Regions from separate parts of the Mus musculus genome. Here all the other regions are linked to region 3. Evidence: chromatin loops called from intact Hi-C (ENCODE). Cell type or tissue: left cerebral cortex. All regions are shown on one strand. Links, peaks and the distances in the headings refer to the core of each region. The heading gives the core; the rest is flanking DNA.

The links. Hi-C counts contacts between places; a loop is a spot of excess contacts. Peaks named below come from ENCODE experiments on the same cell type or tissue, not always from the same donor. Only the 100,000 strongest peaks of a DNase experiment are listed, where the experiment ranks them.
Region 1: it touches region 3 in a loop (6-fold over the local background); 2 of 42 quality-filtered maps call a loop at or near these places.
Region 2: it touches region 3 in a loop (2.5-fold over the local background); 2 of 42 quality-filtered maps call a loop at or near these places.

The regions. Positions count from the first base shown.
Region 1 is chr5:46,224,498-46,232,556 of GRCm38, forward strand. No RefSeq gene overlaps it. Among named protein-coding and RNA genes, the nearest start is that of Gm40298, 300 kb to the left of the region's middle. In left cerebral cortex, for the core only: no CTCF peak of the experiment used is centred there; DNase peaks (open chromatin) are centred at 4,356 and 4,704; H3K27ac peaks cover 362 bases.
Region 2 is chr5:46,016,624-46,024,682 of GRCm38, forward strand. No RefSeq gene overlaps it. Among named protein-coding and RNA genes, the nearest start is that of Gm40298, 88 kb to the left of the region's middle. In left cerebral cortex, for the core only: no CTCF peak of the experiment used is centred there; DNase peaks (open chromatin) are centred at 4,661 and 4,952.
Region 3 is chr5:46,335,225-46,343,283 of GRCm38, forward strand. No RefSeq gene overlaps it. Among named protein-coding and RNA genes, the nearest start is that of Gm40298, 410 kb to the left of the region's middle. In left cerebral cortex, for the core only: no CTCF peak of the experiment used is centred there; a DNase peak (open chromatin) is centred at 3,433.

The DNA of each region.
Region 1 (8,059 bases), core at 3,205-5,704, 110 kb before region 3:
TAAAATTTTTGTCTTGTGTTTCTGTTGACATACTTGATGATAGGAACTCAGTGTAGATGTGTTGGTCTTTTATTTCTTACTAGACTAATTTCTACATCAGGGGGCCCTGGCCCTTTGTCTAGAGAGAGCAAGCATCTGTCGGGGATCTTTTATTTCCTCCCCTGAGTCTCTCCCAACCTCATTTCTATCTTTCTTGTATCCCAACCTGTCTTTTTTGGCAGTATTTAGTCAGAGTTTGCATTCTTTATGTTAATACATGAGAAAACAGAAACAAATCCCAGAACATTTGTGTCCTTTATTTACATTGCTCAGATGTATTGCAATTAGCAAGAGGAATAGAGAAAGAAAGGACCAAGTACCATAGGAAGCCAATTTTCTTAGTGTACTTTTCATATTTATATTCGGTACATGAGAGTCATCCTTTCACAATGTACAGTTATTGTTTTCTGCATGTATTTGTACAGACTTGTACTCTTGTTGGTCTCCTGGTTAATTCCTACCTGTCCCTCCTTCCCTCTCTCCCTCCCTCCCTTCCTCCCTCTCTCTTCCTCTCCCATTCTTCTTCCCAATATTCCCTCTTTTCTTCCTCTCTGCTTCCTTCTTTTATTTTCTCCAATAATATGACCTTAAAAGGCAGCATTTGAAACTTGTTTCCTTGGGCAAAATTTTGTACCTCTCATAAAAATTGTTTTTATTTTACATGACACACTTCTCTTTTTTATTGTTTGCTTTTTTGGCTGCAAAGAGATGGCCATATACTTAAGGGTCATTATTAATGGTTCTTTCTTGATAAAACCCAAATAGCTTCAACTCTGTAGAACTGCTGACTCTCTCTCTCTCTCTCTCTCTCTCTCTCTCTCTTTCTCTCTCTCTCTCTCTCTCTTTGTGTGTGTGTGTGTGTGTGCCCCATCCTCTTCCATCTCCCTGGTGTCCCTGCCTCCACTCTCTTTTTCACATCCTTGTCTATTTGCTTTGGTTTGTGATCTACTGAGTTTGTTACAGAGATCTGTGTGGTTGTGAGTTTGCAGCTATTTTTTTTGGAGCCTGGAGAGAATCAGCAGTGGTACAGAAGGGGTTTCTCTGTCTGCAATTGTGTACCCTAATTTCCCTCTTTACCAGTCTTTTACAACCCTTTTCCAATCTAGATTTTCACTTAAATATATGAGAAAATGAGGCTTAGAAATAGAGATGGAGTTATTCATGTTTCTATGAATATACAATGTAGTTATTTATTTGATAAATTTTGACTACCTTACTATTTGTAAAGAGATAATGTTAACTACTGAAATGTATGTAAATATTGCTCTTCCTATATAAAATATAATTTGTGTTTTTCAGAGTAGGAGGTAAATTCATGGATTAGAAATAAATGAAGTAGGAGGGGTACAGACATTCTTGGTGTGGGTTAAGTGTGGCATGGACCCAAGTTTCAAAATGAGAAAAGTAGGTCATTATATATTTCAGAGTTTAATCCCAACCATAAGATGTCACTGAGGCAGTCTCAGGAGTTACCCCAAATTGGAGTCAGCTAAGCTGATGATTAGGGGGTCTGGTCTTTTATCAGAATCTCAGGTGGCTATAAACACTGAAATAAAATATCCAATTTTAGGATTGCTTCTCAAATCCAGGCTGCTGGCAACAACTCCAAATTCCGAAAAGTGAGGGCATTTCATTGTGTCGTAATAAGAAAGACCCAAGACATTAGATTAGTTAGCAAGCTAAACTTTGACCTGCATAAGAGTTTGAAAAATCCTGGGAATTATCTCTGCCATGACACAAAGAAAAGTTGACTAATTCATCCATCATCTAAAACTTCAGAAAAAAATTGTACTTAAAAGATAATGAAAAACAAGTTACTGTGGAGGGTTAGAGATTACAAAATTAATCTCTGCTAACACCTGCTTTCCTAAACTGTTTTATCTGTCATATTTCAAATTGTCCAAGTTGGAACAATAAAACTTAAGATACTATAGCAAGGGAAAGTGAAGATACAGCTAATGAGATAAAAAGAAGAGACAATCAATTCCTAACCTTTATATGCGTTGCTATCTCTGCATTTTATATAGCTGCATGTACAAGTACTGACACATTTCTGATTTCAATTTCACTCTGAGGCAAATATTCTGAGTTTAAATGTGGGCTCTACACACTTTCTACATTGTGTTGTTCCAGAAGTGAGTAGGAGTCTGCCTGCCTGGTACATTCCATCTTTGTGGGGTCACTGAATGCAACAGGACTTTGGTCAGGGTGCAGCCCCAACCTAGCTATTTTGTGCTGTTACTTGTGGCAGCCAAAAGGCAGCTTTTCTATTTAAAAAAATCAATAAGGGGGTGCTTGCAAAAACAGTCTTATGAATAATTCCATTTCTCTATGTGCTGACAGGGCTCTGGTATTTCTGTGCAGGGTCACTGGATGATCTTACCTCTGTTCCCTGAAAAGTTATCTTATCAATAGTATTTTGATCTCTTTTAGCCTGGCTAGAATGAGATCTTCCTAGCAAAACCATCTCCATAGAAGAGGTTGCTTCAATGCCACATTTCTGTGAGGGTGTTAAATCCCTACACTGAAAGATGCTGTAGAGTTCCCTAAGCTGCGTTGATATTTATGGGCTATTTATTTGATAAACCATAGAACATGGGTAGTAGGTAACTTAGATATAAAGTCAAAACCATGTTTTGAGGTTAATGGCCTAATACACTTTTAGGATTTATAGACAAAAGGAATACTTAGAGACATTTATTCTCTCTCTCTCTCTCTCTCTCTCTCTCTCTCTCTCTCTCTCTCTGTGTGTGTGTGTGTGTGTGTGTGTGTGTGTGTGTGTGTGTGTGTGTGTGTTTTGCTGTGCACACCCCAAGGCATATGTAGATGTCAGAAAACAACCTTGTTCTCTCCCCTCTTAACCATGTGAGTCCCAAGGACTGAACTCTGGTTGTTAGGCTTGGCAGCAAATACTAGAATATGTCATAGAACCAGCAATTAAAAATATGACTACAAATGTAATGTACAGACAATGAATAATTTGAAAGTTTGCCTGGATACCCTCAGAGAAATTTATATCTCATATCTGCCTATTGTTATCTGTGTGACTTTGTGAAAATAACCTCAATTCTCTAAACCTCTGGAAAATTGAGATAGAAAGAAATATTTACTTTACCAAATTTAGCATGTGCTGAGAGGATCAAATAAGATGATAAATGAAAGAATGTTAATTAAATATAGATATTCTGGGCTACTAAACTCATATTAATATGAAATTTAAACATAAATCTACAGCAGATATATCAATGTAGAACAACATAAAACTAGGATAATTGGGACATAGTAATAGCGACAGTAACTTCATCAGCATAATAGTTTTGAGATTTAATATTATGACGACAACATCTCCCAAAAGTTTTCTTGAAAACCAAATAAACAAGTGGTGTGCTTCAAATGGCTTTAGACATTAACAGAAAGGTCAGGCACTTTCATGTGATAAGCAAAGAAAAGGATCTCAATATTAGCCTGAGAATGACTTCTCATGTTTTGAGACATGTTAGCCTCCAACCGCATCAATTACAAACTTGGCTGCAATAATATTTTAAAATATGACCATTATTGTTTTTGAAGCACTCCACATGTCCAGTTTAGTTACTTTTCTCTGCTCTGTAAGGTGGGAAAGGAGCAGGGAAGGCTGAGCAGAGATTTATCTAAGTTCACACAGAGGGCAGACATCTGCCAGGCATTCTGAGGGTAAAGTGTGCACTCGACTCTCCAGCAAAGAAGGGGTTAAGAATGGCATGGAGCTGGGTCTTTATTGACTTTCAAAATAATAAAAATTCCAAGTCATAAACAAAAATCTCATGAAAAATAAGTAAATTCCACAAAACCCATAACTTGAGCATGCAGGAAGAAAGTCTTATTGGTGGAAATGTCAACACAGGGGTCCTCAGTTATAACTACATTTGCAGTTTCAGTGGCAGATATTAGCTGCCTTCAAAAACGCCCCACAGTTCTCTTCCCTACTTATTTTAAATATGAGTTAAACATGTGGTTAGTGACTCTTTACTGAGCATCTACTATATATGAAAGGCCATGCTAGGTTTTAAGAACTAAGTTTCACAATGTACTGGTGGGTCTGATACGTCTACTTGAGGGCTTGGATAGAACTGTCTGCATTGATGGTCATCTGGCTGCCTATGAGTTCTGCTCTCGAACATAGGACAGGACACAGCTGGCTTTCCACTCTAAGGAGTGAAGCAGTTTGAGTTAGCAATTCATTTAGTTTTAATTAATTTAAATTCAAATGGCTTGTGTGTCACTAAAGTTCCACATTTGATACCTGTCCTCTAGATAGAACTTATAAAGTCTGCCTTGTGAGGTTTTGGATGAGGGCCTTGGAAAAATTCTGTTTTTATATGTTTCTTATATAGAAATGAGGGTGTTAAGTTTTTTCTCCCACCTCTCTCTCCAACACACTCATTCCTATTTTTACTGTGTTACTGTGGTGCCACGTTTTTCCTTAATGAATTTTGAATATATACTGATAGTGCCTGGTACGCTAATGAAAGCTGTGTTCTCTGAATAATATTTTGGTTTCTCCCATTAACTCTCTAGACTGTCAGCTCCCTGAAAATAGCTGGCTGTCATTGCTTAGGTGTAAATGTGTATACTTTAGTGTATGAAGGGTTTATGTGTAGGTCTTCTGAAATCTCTTTTTCACTTTGGGGAAAATTGTTTTTTCTTCTTGTCTTCATGTATTAATAATTTGATCTTACCAGTCTTTTTTGATTGCTTTGTGAACACATGGCTATCATACAAAAACCTATCACTTTCTCATGAGGTAAGCCGCTGTGTGTCTGACATACTTCACACCCTTTTTACATATCATGCACTAGCCTTATGGATTTTCATTATTTCTGCAGAACATGAACATTCTGCCTGTCAAAGAAGAATCTTTTCATCTGTTTTCCTCATGCTCTAGTTTAATCACCAGCTCATTAGAGACACCATCTTTCTTTCCTTTTCCTCAAGAATTCCTGCTATTTCCTTAATTTTTTAAATCTCCTGTCACATTTTTATTTGCTCATTATTCCTTAATGCTGCCTACAGTGAATTCTCAGTGAGGAGAGGGTGTTGCTTTTCTTATTTTCAATACAATGAGTATATTCTTATTGTCCTGTGTTAGAAAAATGTGAAACTATTCAACAAATTTCTGAGTCAGTAAATTGATCACCATTTGTCTAAGGACCCCCCCCCACACACACACACACCAAAATAAACCAAAATGAAGCTAAACTCATCAGAGTATCTGAGTATGGTTCTATGATAGCCAGTCCTAATCTTCTTTCCTCTTCCTTTCCTATCTCTTCAACTATGAAGTGTGGAGGCCTTCATGCTACTCTACTGAAATGTGGTCTTGCCAGAATAAACAGAGGAACTGCACTGATTCACATGATGCAGTTGTCTGTGAAATGAAAGCTATTTTGGCTTGTCTGTGCTAACTTTTACAACAGGGTAATGACTTCTCACCAGATATACTTCTCACCAGATATAGGTGTTTCTCTGCCAAACTTTAGAAGGGCTAAAGTTACTCCATTATGATAATCTCTGCTGTGGTGGTGAGCTTACTGGGAAATGAAGTACATGCTCGAGCTTTCCCTCCAGTTTCTGGACAGATGCCTCATGAGCAATGAAGGCAATATTTATGTGAATACATAGTTCTCTCCTTTGAGACATGGGCATCTCAGAAGAGCATCACAAAGGAAACAATGGCTTTTACAGTAAATACAAAGAGAATGTAAGAATTACTAGGGTTTTGTGGGAAGACCTAGGTAAGAAGAGATAAATTGTTTAACATTGGTCCTGTTAAAAACTCACTTTGCCCTTGAGAATTACTCATGTGGTCCTTGATCTACTTTGAGATCTCAATTAATGGCTTAACTGACATATGTAGGTTTATGCGATTCTTTTGATCCTATGTTTCTGTGTACACCTATTTGACACATTTAAATTTAAAGACTGTGTATGTACAGCTTCTCTGCCTGGAGGGCATTTTAGTTAGATGTTTGCAGAGATATTTCTCTTCTGCTGAAGTAGAAACTTCTGGTCTCTTTGGAAAGTCAGCTATGTCAAAGAATGTTTGGAATTCTCCCCACTTATTTCCAAAGTAGCTGCACCGTTTTGCACTAGAACTATTGAATATAGGCCTTGGGGAACATCATGGAGGAGGGGGCAGAAAGGTTATATGATCCCAAGGACAAGGTCTTCTCTGAGACCGTGTCTCCTAGAAATGACCTGGGAGCTCGTCCATGATGCCTCAACAGTAGGGTTGCCTGAGTAAGATTTGAACAATGACAACAGTAACAGACATACTGTCATGTAAGGGGGAAATCTCATGAGTTCATATCCCTAGAGGAAGATTTATGGGCAACAAGGGACTGCTTAGAGAGGAGAATTAGTCATTCCCAGAGCTGAGCCCTATAAATGCTTATCCAATATCATGGTTAGACCTGAAATCATGCATATACAAGCAACATTAAACAAACTAAGCAGGCTGTATTTATACATTTGTGCATTTATACATAAGCATAACAAAAGCAGCTCAAGGAGAAGAAGCCACAAAATTGAGAAGGAATAATAGGGAGAGGGTATTTGAGGAGTTGGAAGGAAAAGTGGGAAAGGGAAAATGTAATTATATTTCAACTAATATGTATTAGTTGAATATATATAACATATAATTATATATAACATGTATAATATATATTATTATCTATATAATATATAACATAATATAATATATAATATGCAATATATAATATATATGTAAATTTATTTAAAAAATAAAGATCAGATAAGCAATGGAGAGTTAGGAAATGTTTATTGAGTGAATGGATAAATGTGCTTCCTCTGTGTTCTCAGATAATTCTGTGAAAATTTTGAATAGTTACTATTTATAAATGAGGTAAAAAGAAAAATTAAAAAGTAACTTGTGTTTAATATCTGACTTTTCTCCCACCTCTGAGCTTTTCTTAAATTTCTATGACTGAGAAAGGCTAGACGTTGTCACTGGGAAAGGTTTTGACTGGAGTTGTAGGGTCACACCTTCAGAGGGATAGGGTTAGGATTAGGAGTGAATGTCTGTGATGTTAGTATGTCTTAACTCAATTTAATAAACATTTCTCTTACTACTATTGAAAAACATTGTAGTAATTTACTGTGATGGATATTGGTTGTCTATTGTCCTGCATCTGGAATTAACTAAAACCCAAATGGCTGAGCATCTCTGTGAGAGACTATTTTTCTTAATTAAATCACTTGAAGTGGGAAGACCCACTTCTAACCACATTTTGGAAGTGAGAAGATCCACCTTTCATCTGAGCCATACCTTCTACTAGCGGCCTATATAAAGTACATGGAAGAAGGAAGCTTGGTCTCTCCTTGCCAACTTGGTCTTGCTCTCACTAGCATATTCATTTCTTCACTGGCTTTAGAGCCTATTTCTACAGGATTCTGGTATATACTAAAGACCAGCTGAGACATCCAGCCTTGTGGTCTGAACAACTACTGTATTCTTGGATCTTTCATTGTAGATAGCCATTGTTGGACTAGCTGGACCACAGCCTGTAAGCTGTTCTAGTGAACTCCTCCCCCACCCCCACACACAAACACACACACATAACTGGCTCTATAAGTTCTGTTTCTCTAGAGAAACCTGACAAATACATTTACTATTTATGCACATAATATTGAATTTTTGAGGAAATTGAAAATATTATTTAATTCTTTTAAAAGTAAATTTGTGTATATAGAATCTTGTGTATAGAATCAATTATATCTTATGTAATTGGTGTTGCTTTATTTCAGTTTAAGCACTAAATATCTTAAATGGTGAATTAATAACCCATAATTGGTAGAGATTTATTTATTTGGGGATGTTTTAATGTTCTTCCCAAATTTTTAAAATTCCTTTGATTCTTCAAGGTGTTTTGATTTCTTTTCTCCATGAAGTCCCTGTGGGCCATGAGCTTGTTTCAATTGTTCATTCTCTTAAGGGAAGCAGTTATTGAGATATTATTTG
Region 2 (8,059 bases), core at 3,205-5,704, 320 kb before region 3:
CTACCTATTCAATAGAGTACTTGAAGTCCTAGCCAGAACAATTAGACAACAACAAAAAAAAGTCAAGGGTATACAAATCCAAAAGGAAGAAGTCAAAATATCACTGTTTGCAGATGATGTTATAGTCTACTTAAGTGACCCCAAAAATTACATCAGATCACTCCTAAACCTGATAAACAACATCAACCAAGTGGCTGGATATAAAATTAACTCAAACAAATCAGTAGCTTTCCTGTACTCAAAGGTTAAACAGTCTGAGAAAGAAATTAGGAACATGACACCCTTCACAATAGTCACAAATAATATAAAATAATTTGGTGTGACTTTAATCAAGCAAATGGAATATCTGTATGACAAGAACTTCAAGTCTCTGAAGAAAGAAATCAAAGAAGATCTCAGAAAATGGAAAAATCTCCCATGCTCATTGATTGGCAGGATTAATATAGTAAAAATGGCCATCTTGCCGAATGCAATCTACAGATTCAATGCAATCCCCATCAAAATTCCAACACAATTCTTCATAGAGTTAGAAAGAACGATTTGCAAATTCATTTGGAATAACAAAAACCCAGGATATGGAAAACTATTTTCAGCAGTAAAAGAACTTCTTGGGGAATCACCATCCCTGATATCAAGCTGTATTACAGATCAGTAGTGGTAAAAACTCCATGATATTGGTACAGAGACAGGCAGGTAGATCAATGGAACAGAATTGAAGACCCAGAAATGAACCCACACACCTATGGTCACTTGATCTTTGACAAGGGAACTAAAACTATCCAGTGGAAAAAAGACAGCATTTTCAACAAATGGTGCTGGTTCAACTTGAGGTCGGAATGGGGGAAGAATGCATATCAATCCATTCTTATCTCCTTGTACAAAACTCAAGTCCAAGTGGATCAAGGACCTCCACATAAAACCAGATACACTGAAACTAATAGAAGAGAAAGTGGGGAAGAGCCTTGAACTCGGTACAGGGGAAAATTTCCTAAACAGAATACCAATTGCTTATCAAGAATTGACAAATGAGACCTCATAAAGTTACAAAGCTTCTGTAAGGCAAAGGACACTGTCAATAGGACAAAATGGCAACCATCAGATTGGGAAAAGATATTTACCAATCCTACATCCCATAGAAAGCTAATATACAATATAAACAAAGAACTTAAGAAGTCACTTCAGAGAACCAAATAACCCTATTGGAAATGGGGTACAGAACTTAAAATAGAATTCTCAACTGAGGAATACTGAATGGTTGAGAAGCACCTAAAGAAATGTTCAACATCCTTAGTCATCAGGGAAATGCAAGTCAAAACAACCCTGAGATTCCACCTCACACCAGTCAGAATGGCTAAGTTCAAAAACTCAGATGACAGCAGATGCTGGTGAAGATGTAGAGAAAGAGGAACACTCCTCCATTGTTGGTGGAATTGCAAGCTAGTACAATCACTGTGGAAATCAGTTTGGTTTTTCCTCAGAAAATTTGACATAGTACTACCTGAGGACCCAGCTATACCAGTCTTGGGCATATACCCAAAAGATGTTGCAACATATAACAAGGACACATGTACCATTATGTTCATAACAGCCTTATTTATAATATCTAGAAGCTGGAAAGAACCCAGCTGTTCCTCAACAGAGGAATAGATACAGAAAATATCACACATTTACACTATGGAGTAGTAGTCATCTATTAAAAACAATGAATTCATGAAATTCTTAGGCAAATGGATGGGATTAGAAAATATCATCCTTAGGGGACTAATATCCAATATATATAAAGAACTCAAGAAGGATATTAGCCCAGAAACAGGATACCCAAGATATAAGATACAATCTGCTAAACGCATGAAACTCAAGAAGAACGAAGACCAAAGTGTGGACACTTTGCCCCTTCTTAGAATTGGGAACAAAACACCCATGGAAGGAGTTACAGAGACAAAGTTTGGAGCTGTGACGAAAGGATGGACCATCTAGAGACTGCCATATCCGGGGATACATCCCATGCTGACACCATTGCATACACTAGCAAGATTTTGCTGAAAGGACCCAGATATAGCTGTCTCTTGTGAGACTATGCCGGGGCCTAGCAAACACAGAAGTGGATGCTCACAGTCAGCTATTGGCTGGATCACAGGGCCCCCAATGGAGGAGCTAGAGAAAGTACCCAAGGAGCTAAAGGGATCTGCAACCCTATAGGTGGAACAACATTATGAACTAACCAGTACCCTGGAACTCTTGACTCTAGCTGCATATGTATCAAAAGATGGCCTAGTTGGCCATCACTGGAAAGAGAGGCCCACTTGCAAACTTTATATGCCCCAGTACAGGGGAACGCCAGGGCCAAAAAGGGGGAGTGGGTGGGTAGGGGAGTTGGGGGGAGGGTATGGGGGACTTTTGGGATAGCATTGGAAATGTAAATGAGGAAAATACCTAAGAAAAAATATTATAAAGAAAAGAAAATATCATCCTGAGTGATGTAACCCACAAATGAGTACACATGGTATGCACTTAGTAATAAGTGGATATTATTAAAAAGCTCAGATTACCCAAGGTATAATTCACAGACCACATGAAACTCAAGAAGAAGGAAGATCAAAGTGTGGATGCTTCAGTTCTTCTTAGAATGGGGAACAAAATACTCAAGGGAGAAAATATGGGGACAAACTGTAGAGCAAATACTGAAGGGAAGACCATCCAGAGACTGACCTACCTGGTGATCCATCCCATATATAGTCACCAAACCCAGACACTATTGCAGATGCTGACATGAGCCTGATATAACTGTCTCCTGAGAGGCTCTGCCAGTGCCTGTCAAATACAGAGATTGATGCTCTCAGCTAACCATTGGACTGAGCATGGAGGAGCTAGAGAAAGGACTGAAGGAACTGAAGGGGTTTGCAACCCATAGGAAGAACAATTTAACCAACCAGATCCCCAGTGACTAAACCACCAACCAAAGAGTACATGTGGAAGGATCCATGGCTCCAGCCTCGTATGTTGCAGAGGATACCCTTTTTGGATATCAATGGGAGGAGAGGCCCTTGGTCTTGGGAAGGTTCAATACCCAAGTGTAGGGGAATGCCAGGGCAGTGGGTAGGTGGGTGGGGAAACACCCTCATAAAAGCAGTAGGAGGGAGGATGGGATAAGGGGTTTCCAGAGGGGAAACAGGGAAAGGGGATAACACTTGAATGTAAATAAACAAAGTACCCAATAAAAAGCAAATGGAAGAATTAAAGCTAAACTAAACTAAACTAAAATTATGACTTTCCTTCCTGTTTCCTGGAGAGCACACACTGAGGTGTTCACTGAGACAGTCTGTATTCAGTTAGTAAAGGAAACTGGACTGATCTGCATGAGTGTGCATGGAGCATGCATCTTGCTGGTCTTTCAGCTTCTGAGTTCTCTCAGCAATAATTTTGTGCCCTTCAATGATACCTGTACACCTCTATCTGAAATCCTGCAGTCTGAAAGATACAGTCCTGTTTGTCTCTCCTCTCTGAGGAAAGTCATTTTTATCTTGTATTGTCGGGACATTCTCTTTATTCCTGATATTCATGGGAGCCTTGGCTTTTGTTGCCCTTCATCGATACCACAGTAGAGCTATTTTGCATTTCTTCATCTCCTTCATCGATACCACAGTAGAGCTATTTTGCATTTCTTCCTCTCTCCCCAAATATCTGTCTTTACAGGGACTGTGACATGAGCTGAATGAATTATACATCAAAGTGCAGATTCATCACTGGCTAATGTTACATCTTTATGGAGATTTTCGTGTTGTATATTCACTTCATGATAGAGTATAATGTGTGCGGTTTCTGGCTGCTGGCAGACATTCAGCCACTGTTTTTAGTGGGCTTTGGGTTTTCCCTAACAATGCCTAGATATGTTTCCTGTGAGGACATTATTGTTACTGGTTAATTTACATTTACCAACATATTAAGTACATTTAGCCATCTCCACAGAGTCCTCATACAGAAACAGAAATGTGCAAAATTAATAGGCGAGATACTTGTTCCTAAAGCTGTCTGTTCAAAGTGATCAGCTTTCCACAAAATGGTATTATAGTTTTGATCTGAGGATTTTAGTTACATTTTCTTATAATATGTGAAAATTTAATACTATTGCACAAACCAATTATGTCAATATCTATTGTGAATATATATCATTAAAGAATTAAATTGCCTGTGTCTTTGTCTCTAGCATACATACATTTGCTTTAATTTTAATATATTTTATTTTTAATTGACATAAGTGCATATATGTATAAATTATGGTGTATTTAATACATTATATATTATTTTTAATTGACATAATTGCATATATTTATAAGGTATGATGTATTCAATATATAATATATATGTGTGTATATGCATATATACACATACATATATTATATGTGTGTGTGTGTGTGTGTGTGTGTGTGTGTGTGCGTGTGCATTGGCTAGATCAGAATAACTGATATATCTGTTATTACCATCTCTGAGTTCGAATTTACCTCTTCCTTGGAACCTGTTCACATCCATCCAGCCCACTATGCTTTTTTCCCTGTTTCTATTCATATAGGATTCATAGTCTGTAGCATATCATTTGAGACTGGTGTGCTAGCTATTACACAAATGTGGCACGATTTGAAATCACAGTTACTCCCTGACTACCTCAGCTGTCCAGAAATGAATGGGGACAGAATCGGTTTCCAAAAATGTTAATTGCTCCAAATATTCTTCCTAATTCTATGTATCAGATTCTAAGGCTGCAGTTGATATCAGTAAGTGATGCTTTGTGTGACTCATTAAATAAACACAATAGCTTGTGATAAATCAATATGCATAAAGCAGTAGAATATGTTTTGCACCAGATTTTTTTTTCCTGGACCAGGAAGTTTTTCTTCTGCATAGTTTTCATAAAGCTGCACCCACAGGAATAGCACTTGGAGTGGGTAGGGGAAAAAAATTCTGCCTCCCAGAAAGTTGCCTCAAAGTGAGTGTTGCCCCTGGGCTGTGCTCTGTACTGAAAACATGACAAACTCAAGGAGGTGGATGGTGTGAGAGCTGGGACTCTGAACATGAAGGAGAACATTGCTTGCTCTGCCCTGGTGAAAAGGGAAGACTTTTACTTTTTTTTTTCTCTTTCTTTTGCTCCTAGGATGGTAGCCCGTGTTTGTTACTCAATGACTGTAGATGTGCTTCACATATAATGAGGTCAAGCAACTTCTGTGGTTTTCCGTCAGAGGATCATGTATACACTTACCAGTCTGTCTGTAAGTAGTGACATCAGCAGAGTGCAAAGCCCAAGTTGGTCTTTAGTAAACCCAGTGAACCATAATTTTGGTATTAAGCCCTGACATATCTATCACATTACTTTAGGTGAACAAATCATTTGCTTTCATACCAGTTAAGAACATGCTTAAAATTTGCCAGAATCTGGACCCGTCTCTCCCTCGCACCTGGTAGGTTCCTATTTATTGCTTACATCATTTACCATTTTGCCCAGAGAAACAGCTTAGATTGCTGGGGAGCTTGTAACAGGTGTAGTGTATGTTCTTGTTTTTCCTAGTAGCAGATGGTGCTGAAAGACGATCATCTCTCTGGGACCATTACAGGATAATGCACGGGAATAAATAAGCACAATGATAGGTCTCAGCTAAGACAGCCGGGGATTGGGGTCGCGGTCCAGCATTTGAAAATGGTACACATAACACTGGGTAGCTTTGTCCACCAGCTCTAAAACTATTTCTTCTTTTACTTTTCCTGCAGCTAAAGATTCCATCTCCCCCCCAATCAACCAACCCACTTTTCACTTGAATTCTAGAGTAAAACAGAGCCAAATAAAAGGGAATTTCTGACAGTGCTTTCCAAGTAATTTTCTTGGAGTTCCTCCCCAGGCCCAAGAAATGTCTGTTTTTATTTTAATGGATTTGATGGGACCTGGCCTTTGATCTTGCCCTCTTAAAAGTCAGAGCAAGGAAAAGTTAATCCCAGCGATTCTATCCTAATGCAGCTCTGCTGCTTTTCAGGAAGGACACCGCGTGAGTATAAGTTAACCTGCTGTCGCACTGAGGATAGCATATTCTTTTGTGCAAGAGTTATCTGTCCTGGGAAAGACTAAAGTCCATGGGTCCCAGTACATCCATAACTAAACATATGTATGCATGCATATATTCTAGTTATACCACTATATCTCCCATCTTTGAATGCATGTTTAGGTTTAACAATGGCAGACCAATTTTGCAGCCAGACCTAGGTTCATATTTTTTCCTCTTTACATGTTTAAATTTTATTTCTTAATGCTTCAGCCTCAGAGCTGCTGGGAGAATATTGTTCCCTTGACTTAATGTGATTTTTTTTCCCACATGATGTATTCTTAGACTGTCCCAGCTTCTCTTCAGTTACTGACAACATTGTTTAGTCAATTTGAGGCTAAAATGCAGAAAAAGCAAAGAAATACTATTTTAACAGTTTGCTCAATTCTTTTACATACTATAGTCACTAGTAGGAGATTTCTGACCAGCAGCTTTCTTAAGTAGTCTTCATTTCTTTTAAAGAGGAGGAGGAGGAGGAGGAGGAGGAGGAGGAGGAGGAGGAGGAGGAGGAGGAGGAGGAGGAGGAGGAGGAGGAGGAAAAAGAAGACGGAGAAAAGAATTCTGTGATGTCTTTGAAAAATAAAAGGCACAAGCTATCAAATGACATAACATTTCCCCAATCATCTGAGTGTATGTACACATGTGGGTTTATGGATATAGATTTGTTTTCTTATTTCTCAACACTAAAGTTGTTGATTCTTTTTTAAAATTCTCATTATGTGTTTGCATCTAAGTCCCAGAGAACTGCTTCCATTCCTGTGCTGAAAAAATAAGGAAGTAAATATTGAAAATGTGGCTTTTACACAGAAAAATCTGGCTTTAGCATAGGCATTTAAACTACAGTTAAATCTCATCGCTGCAAACATCTGTGGGGCCCAGAGGGTTAATTTTTGATTGCCTACTCTACCTGCACCCTAGAAATGAAAGATGCGTGCGTGCAAAAAGAACAAAAACAGACTGTCTTTGTGACGTCACAAGCATCTGCCTCTGAGTTTCTCCACGGAACATAAATGGCTACAAGAATTGAAACAAAACCAGAAGAGAAATCTCTTTTAAAGTGAGATTTTTTTTTCCATTTAAAGCTTTAAATTTATTATGCCTAGGTTTTGTAATGTCTGAAAGAGCAGGTGCATATACGGAAGGTGTTTGGGGCCAAAGACAATTCTGAAGAAACCCCACTCCACCTCTCCCCCAATCTGATTAAATTGCCAAAGAGCTCTCTGAAGTATAAACAAAGTTAGGGGATTCTAATAGAAGCACACAAATACAAAATTATTCTTATACTGATCATGTTCACTAAGCGTGTTCAGCACAAACCATACATTGTACAACGTGGTAAAAAAAATCCCTTTGTTATTTACCATGAATAATTAGCCTTAGCTTCATGTTACAGGCAATATTTAATCCTTGGTATTTTTAATTTTTTTTTAAGTATTATCATCCATTCTTGTCGAGCAGGAGTAAATTTTCTCAGGAGTTACTGCAAGATAAACACTGCTTAGAAACCATAATTTTTCCATTGTATTTGTCTAGTTAATAAAGGAAGGCATTTTATTTTCCTCTGGTGACCACTTGTACTTTGTTCAGTAATTAAGGAAGTAAGCCAGCTCTCCTAGATTTTAACCTTTCTATAACCTCTGCAGATTTGATCAGGATGTCAGGGATGGTCGTGTTACAGTGCTGAGTAGTTTTAGAAACATTCTCCCTGAAACTAAGGAGGATGCACATAATAACACACAAGCTGATATCAATAATTTTACCAGCATGAGACATGTCAGATGCACTCTTCCTGAGTAATCCGTGGGTTTCTTTTCATCATGCATATTTTAGTGTTTTCAGAGCCATTTCTTCAGATACCATGGGATAACTTAACAATATATATTTGCACTTGGGGAAGCTGTATTTTTGCAGTCGAATGATGGTTGAATCCTGGCTCTACCCTAATTATTTGCATGACCTTAGGCTTGCTACTTACT
Region 3 (8,059 bases), core at 2,025-4,524:
TCATATCATTTCTAGTTGCTAAATGAAGTTAACAAGAGGGTATACCACCAGAATCTTCAAAACTGGTAAAAAAAAAAAAAAAAAAAAAAAAAAAAAAGGTTCAATTGTATTTGGCCATTCAAGGTCTAAACTTCTTTCATGTTCTAAACTTCATTCAGTAGCAGCTTCCAGGTAACACAGCGAACGAACAGAGAAGATCATCTGTGGGCTCAGATTTGGAAATATGCCCGTCCCAGTTTTAATGTTAAGATGGTCTAATTGCCTAACACAGCTTAGAAGTATACAGAACTTGTTTTATTTCTTACAAACATTCTGAAGTATGTACCATGTGAGCATAAATGAGAAATCATTGGACCCAAGTCTTGATTTTAATTTATTTTTGAAAGATTTAATTGTGTATGTAAGGGTGTTTTCCCCGTGTATATGTCTATGCAACATCTACATTCCTCATGGAGACCAGAAAAGATCATTGGGTTCCCTGTAACTGGAGTCACTGATGGTTGTGAGCTGCCATAGGGTTGCAAGTGCTCTTAATGCCTGTAGTTCATGATTTTGATTGAGAAGTTGTTGGTAAAATATCAGGAAATGGATCCTGTTTACTATCCTTGATTTGTATTTTCTGGTTTGTGCAGACATCTGTGTCTAAATCCCTAGCTAAGCCAAGGGGGGAGTTGGGGGTGATTGTTTTTCCTGTAGTAAAGCAAAGAGGCTTGTAGTTGGAGGCAACATAAACCTTACTGAAAGTGTCTTATAGGATCAAACCTGTGAACAAATTACAGACAAAAATGGATCTGGAGACAGAGTATGAATCTGTGTGTATACTTGTTGAGCATATTGGTAGGGTGGCATGCAGGGAGAAACAACAAATGACAATTACAATAATTAGAAACAATTAACATCAATCAAAGGCTTACTGTGTTCTAGGCACAGCATCAAGAAACGTGTAGGAACATTACTGTGTTTATATCAGAGGTCTGCTTATCTGGGGGGAGAACTTAGGCAAGCCTTTCAATTTTGTTGACATATATCATATATCCATGTCTAGTCTTCTTGGCAAAGACCCAAACTACAGAAGAATTATACAAAGATAGGTGTTGCTGGTGGTAGTGATAAATCATTTGCTGAGAAATTAACATGGGATATATATGTCATGTAAAAAACTGGTGCTGTTTTGTTTTAGAAAAAAAAAGAGTATTTTCCTCAGCTTAAACAAAAAGTGTTGAGAGGAGTTACATTTTTTCTTGTGTTTTTTTTAAAAATTCTTTGACATTTATATGTACATTATTTTGATTGTATCTGTCTTTACTCCCTACCATCATCCTTCTAATTTCATGTCCATTTTTCTTTCTGACTCATCAAGTGCCATCAGAGCTCCCTATGTGCCAGAGTTCTGGGGCCAGTAGCCATTTCCCATAGAAATGTGACCCCCCTCCCACAGTAGCCACCAACTGCCAATCACTAGTCACCTAGAAGAGGGGCCTTGAGATCCCACCCAGTTCTATGTTGGAATTTTCTACTGGCTTGATCTTGTGAAACTCTTTTACAGGTAACCACAGCTGCCATGAGATCTTGAGTACAGCAGCCATGTCATATCCAGAAGGCAGGCCTTCACATAAATTCTCTCTGTCCTTCTGTACTCATGTTCTTTCAACCTACCTCTTTCTCAGGGTTCACTAAGCCTTGGGGACATCTGTGACTGAGTCTCTGTATTGACTACCTTCATTATCTTCTGCAATAGGCAGTTCTTCTGACCAAAGTTAAGAGGAGCACAACTTTGTGGGTATAATGTAAATATTTAGAATTCAGTTTGTAAACATGACCACTTAGAAAAAGAATAAAATTAGGTTTTCTTCATGGGTCAATGACCATTTTTTCCTTTTTGAACACATGTTTATAGTAGTAAGGATGAATTCTTCAAATCTAATCAAGAGAGTGGTTGGTTATAAACAGTCTTGCCATTATTATACCAGTGAACAAATTTTGCTTAGTAGGTTGGAATTGTACCATGTAGCATCTATTATTTATTAAAACCATTGGTGTTCTTTCTTGCCCAGCAGCCAATACTAGCAGGAGGAACGTTTATTTCTGGTCAGCTCAGGACTTATTTCTCTAGGTTCTGCAACTACAGTATGTAGTATTTCCAGAGACAGGCTTGTAATTATATAGTTATGAAGGGGACCCAGAGCAACAGCAATGCCTATATTGCTTTGGTCTTTCTAGAATCTCCAGGATTAATGTATCCTAGGAGGTAACCTGTACCTGACAGTGAGAATTTGTGTGTGTGTTTCTTACTATACTTTTTACTAGTGTTCAAGATGATAAGCTCCATGTAGCTTCTCTATGAACCTTTCATTTTAGTCAACTTGCCGCTGCCTCTTCTTTCCACAGCCCTCCCCTCATCCACACAAGAACCTATCTAATTTCAGGAACCCTCTCTCTATTTTCACTTCCCCTGTTCTCTACTATCCTGCTTTCATTAATATGTCTCCCACCACTTTCCTGTCTCTAGGTTTTTGGCTTCCACATGACTTTAAGCTACACACAGAAAACATCAGGGTTGAATTTATGACCTATATATGAGGGAGAACACAAAGGTTGCCTTTGTGGGCCTGGGTGACCTCACTCATTGTATTTTCCAAATCTATCCACTTACAGATTTCATTTTTTTACAGCTGGATAACATTCTTCTATACTACATTTACATTTTCTTTTATTTAAAAAGTATCCTCAGAGAGTAGACAGTGGAGGAAGAGCACACAGGATTTATCCAGTTGATTTCTGTGTCAGCATGGGAAGACAGGTTGACAAAGAGTTGGAGACACCTAATAGCAACATGCTGCAAACTCGCAGGACTGCTGGTATCTTATAGAGAGTTAACTATATAAACAAAGAAGAGCTTTAAAAATAAACTTTCAACTGATAATGATTGCCAGGACAGAGGGACCATATAAGACACTACATGAGATAGAATATTTTCCCTGCTAAAAGGTGTGTCACAAAAGCCTGGCAGAGTATATGGGGCAGGGGTTAAATGAATGGGACAATGGTAGAGATGGCACATCCTCCTTTATGTTCTGTATGGAGATGGGTATTAAATACAGGGGAGGTGTGTGCTTGAAACTGTATCCAAAGTCCTCTGAGTAGCCACAAAAACATGTAAGGAAGGGCAAACCAGTGACTTCTGTTAATTGAGTGAACTGTGTCTTCAATGCAAGACAGTCATCTTTGAAAGAGAAAACTTGACAAGTTGCTGGGTGGCAGAGCTCACAGATTGCAAGTGAAATGAGAAAGGTGAGAAGAATGATAGAAGTATATAAACAATTGGTGAATATTCTTTGAGCTCATTGCTTGTGTGCCGTTCATCATGGTAAGCCACAGCCTCAGGCACATATGACTCCTACTCTGTGAAATGCTCACTCTGAGAGGCTGGGGGTGGGGGGGAGTAGCGACTGGAGCTAAATATGGGAATAGCAGATTCACACCTCCCTTGTCACAGAGGCAAGCTAGCAATTATTGAAAGTGGAAATTCACACACTCTTGAACTGTTATTTTTTCTCTTGCTTTCTCTCTCTTTCTGGCTGTAGACATGAGCTTACAATTTAATTCATGTAAATGTTGGGTAGCTATTGTATATGTTACTTGCATTGCATACTCTTTGAAATAATCTTTGCACAAGGTATGTGGATAGTCAGTGCTATTTTCATATATATATATATATATATATATATATATATATATATATATATATACATATGTGCACTAAGTGTGATGAGATACACACTTGGTGCACAAATGCTCTAAGTCATTTGGAAATAAGTGTGGTCTTAACCATGGAGCCAGGAAGAAGAGAAGTGACCATAAGTCCCATGAAAGAATCTAAGTACTAATGGGCCTTTGCTCATCTTCTGGAAAGACTCTTTTATTCAGTAGTATTATGATTAATGGTTTAAAAAGTAGTAGGTAGAACTTTAATTTTTGAGAAGGTCCAGCTGAGTATGGTAAAATTGATAGGAGAAAAGAAAGAAAAAGAGTATTGGAGTGGTCAACCCTTGGCAAAACAAAACAGACTCAGCAGAAAATGGACCATTCCATGCATACCATGAATGTCAAGGAACTTTATGGCAACACTGAGGAACAGTGATGCATATTCAAATGATGGTTCAGGATGGATAGAAAGTCAGGGTGGCAAGCCCCAGAGGAGACAAAATGTACCAAAGGGCATATTGTTAGCAGATTGTTAGGAAAAGTGACTAATAGAAAACTGGCCCGGAGGCATTTGAGTGAATTAGTTAGAGGATCCTAGATTTGCATATTCCTTTGAATTTCTTAAAAGGAAACAATTAGGTGCCTTTCCTGACAGAGGCCTACATTTTTTTTTTCTTGTCTAGAGACCACAGGATGTTCTTGCCCAAGAAGGTGGTGTCCCATCTGTTCTCCCAATCATTCAGTTCCTTCAGATGAACTTCCGGAATTCAGTCTTTGCACTGTCTAAACAAAGAAGTACTATATTAACTCTAGGAAAAATTAGCTGTCACCTCCACCATATACCCTCCAAAACAAACAAGCTAAAGAACTTGACTAGCATGTCTTGCTAGGTACCGGAAAAAGATTTGTAGAAACAAGATATGGGGGTGGTGAAACAGATACTGTGTGGACCCTTTGGATGAATTTTTTTTGATATTGAGGAATTTACTCATATTATATACTCATCATATATATGATGTTAACTTCATATTCTAGAACTATTATCTGGATTTTTTTTCTTGGACTGGTACCTTAAGATTTGAAAATAAAGGTGAATAGTGGAGAAGGAAAGTATCTACTGTGTTATGCTGTTCTTCAGGCATGACACTGTCTGCCATCTTGAATACTCAACAGCTATGTTTATATGCAAACGACCAACACAGGACCTCATAACATTCTGATATGGAGAAAATGGACCATTAGCCACCCCTCTCTGAATATATATATAATCAGTCAGGTTTCACTGGGAGTAAAATTTTCTTGATTTTCTTCAGGTGTGTAGTCATTCCTAAGTTGTCAATGTTCCCATAATTAATTAACACTAATTACTTTCTTTGTCACACTGTCTTTGGCCTGTTATATGTGCCCTGTCTAGGGTCAAAAGATGTTTGATTCTCTATATAGGACAATTTCATATAACACTCCATTGGAAAAACATTGAGAAAAGGATAAGAACTGGGTAGGTGGGAATATTGAAATGATTTTGCTGTAGAAGATGAACGAAATGGTTAATCCAAATATGAATTTGTTAAGATCTGATATAACCTGGGAAATGAGCTTTTAGGCATGCCCTTGAGAGATTATTATGACCACACTAATTGAGGTGGAAAAACCTGCTCACTGTTGGTAGCACCATTCCCTGGGCTTGATCCTAGTCTGTTTAAAATAGGAGAAAATAAACTGAGCACAGGAATTCATCTCCTGTTCCTTGGCTGTAGGAAGAATGTGAACACCTTCCTTACACATCTACCACCATGACTTCCTACCAGAATAGATTGTCCCCAGGAAGTGTGAGCCAAAATAAATCCTTTCTCCCTCGAGTTTCCTTTTTCAGAGTATTTTATCACAGCAGCAAGAGAAGTAACTGAGCTAATAAGAGAGTGAAGAGCTGGCTGTTAAGTTGACTGTGTTTCCTGGAGAATCCCAGAAAACATGCTGCTTACTATGACACTAAGAAGTGTTCACAGAAGGAGCATTTTTTTTAATAGGCTTAACACTGATATGTTTGATAATGGGAAAACTGCCATGAGACTGAACTCTCCTACTTGTAGATGATGGGTTTGGGGAGTGGCTGAAGCAATATGGCAATATTTAAACTTTAGTGACAAAATGGATGTAATTGTAATTGTCACCAAGGTTAGAGATCTATTTAAATAGTGTGTCATGTTCAACAGGAGGGATAATTGAAATTATAGCATTCTTTGGTGGAGGAGATGACAATGGGAATTCAGTCAAGTTGAAATTTTCCAAGTTATATAACTGAAAAAATATTAAGACTGTTGGACTAGGGCTGAGATTAGCTATCATGATAGGAAATTAGGCTCTTTTGCCAAATTTCAGATATGTACCAGTTCATATAATTGGATTCTAATAGATAATAGTTCTTAAAGATCTGTGCAGACGTTTTTCTCTAACCAATATTTCTCTCATCCATACCACAAATACTAATTTGTTTTCTGGATAGCTGTGCATTGGAGAAAGGAGATGTCTTAGAGTGCGGCTATTGGGTCTCTGGACTTGGTAGATCACACCTTCAGTCCCAACGTTTGGGAGGCAAAGGCAGGCAGATCTCTGTGGACTTGAAGCCAGCCTGGTCTAAATAGGGAGTTCCAGGATAGCCAAGGATATGTAGAGAAACCCTGTCTCAAAAGCAAAATAAGACAAAACAAAACAAAGCACAGAGCACTACTATTAGAGGCAGAGTTTAATTTGGTTCTAATATTAAAAGACTTCAAGTTGGACTTGGGTCCAATGGAGAGAGGATAGTGAATGGAATTTGGGTCCAAGTTTTAATTGTTGAGGTTATTATTAAGGACTCAATAAGAGTGGGTAGGTTTCTTATGGTTTGAATATGATACCTCCCTCATGGGCTTATGTGTTAAGTGTACTGTCCCTAGCTAGTGGGCCTATTTGAAAACTTTAGGAAGGGAACTTTTCCTATATTGAAAAATAGGTTTTTGGGAACATGCCTTTGAAGGTTGAACCTGGCCTCTAGCCCATTCTTTTTTTCTCTTCTCTCAGTTTGCCATGAGGTAAACACCTGGTTCTTACACAAAACTCTAATGCCATGGTGCTCTTTCTGGAATATGGATTGAAATCTCTGAGTGTGCCTGCTAAAGAAAATCAGTCCCCTCTTTACTAATGTGTGTCAGGTGCTTCAGTACAGGAATAAGAAAAGTAACTAATATGGGTACCCTACATTTTTGGTAGAAGTTTCATGTTAGTTAGAGTAATTGTGATGTAATGAAAACTTTCAAAAAAAAAAAAGACCAAGCACAAACTTGTGAGACTCTGAGATATCCTATCTTGGCTGAAGGGAATAGTCAGAAATAATACTGCTATTGTAGAGGTCATAATTACACTTTTCCCAAGGATGTACCCAGGTGGTCTATATCAGATGGGGTAAGCCATAATAAGTACACTACAGCATAACTGTGCAGATGTTCTCATCTATCCATAGCTGTTGGGCCAGGTTGGTTCCTAGAGGATGAAAAAAGTCTTGACTGGCATTTGGAATGCATCTTTGAAGGTGAGAAACGTATTCTTTCTGATCTCATGCACAGTCAGGTAGACCAAAATCACTTTACCTTCGGAAGGCAAGACAGTAGTAACCAGGCTCCTGCACTGCCACCACACAGCCAGAAGACATGTTCTCCACTTTGATCTCAGAAGATCCTTATGTAGTGCGTTGTGTTAGTGATAACTCATTCTCAAACTTTCTGTCATAGACAGTAACAGCAAATACATCTAGTCCCATAGACTTGCATAGGGAAAACATTGAGATTCTATGGTGAAGATGGGCTTCACGGAAGGTCCAGAAATGACATCAACAGTGTGCTAGCTTTATACCCACATCTTTCTGACACCTCCCTCAATACACATGTGCAGCCCAAGGCCTATTTCCTATAACAACCATGCTAGTTAATTTTTGAAAACATGACCCAAATATAGACAGACCTGGGAAAGGGACTATAAATTGAAGAATTTTCTCCATCATTTTAGCTTGCAGGCATGTCTGCATGGCATTTTATTTCATTTTATTCCTTTTATTCAAAAATAGACTTTTTTCTCATCTAATATATCCTTATTATGGTTTCCCCTTTCAATTTCTCCCCTTATCCATCCCATCCCCCAAATCTGTATCACTCCCTTTAAGTCTTTCATTAGGAAACACAAGGCTTCTAAGGAATAATAATAAAATAAAATATAATCAGATAAAATTAAAACTAACACATTGCGTTGGACAAAATATGTAAACACAGAAAAAGAGTCCAAGAGACAAGACAAGAAATGAAGACCCCACTAGTTTACACAC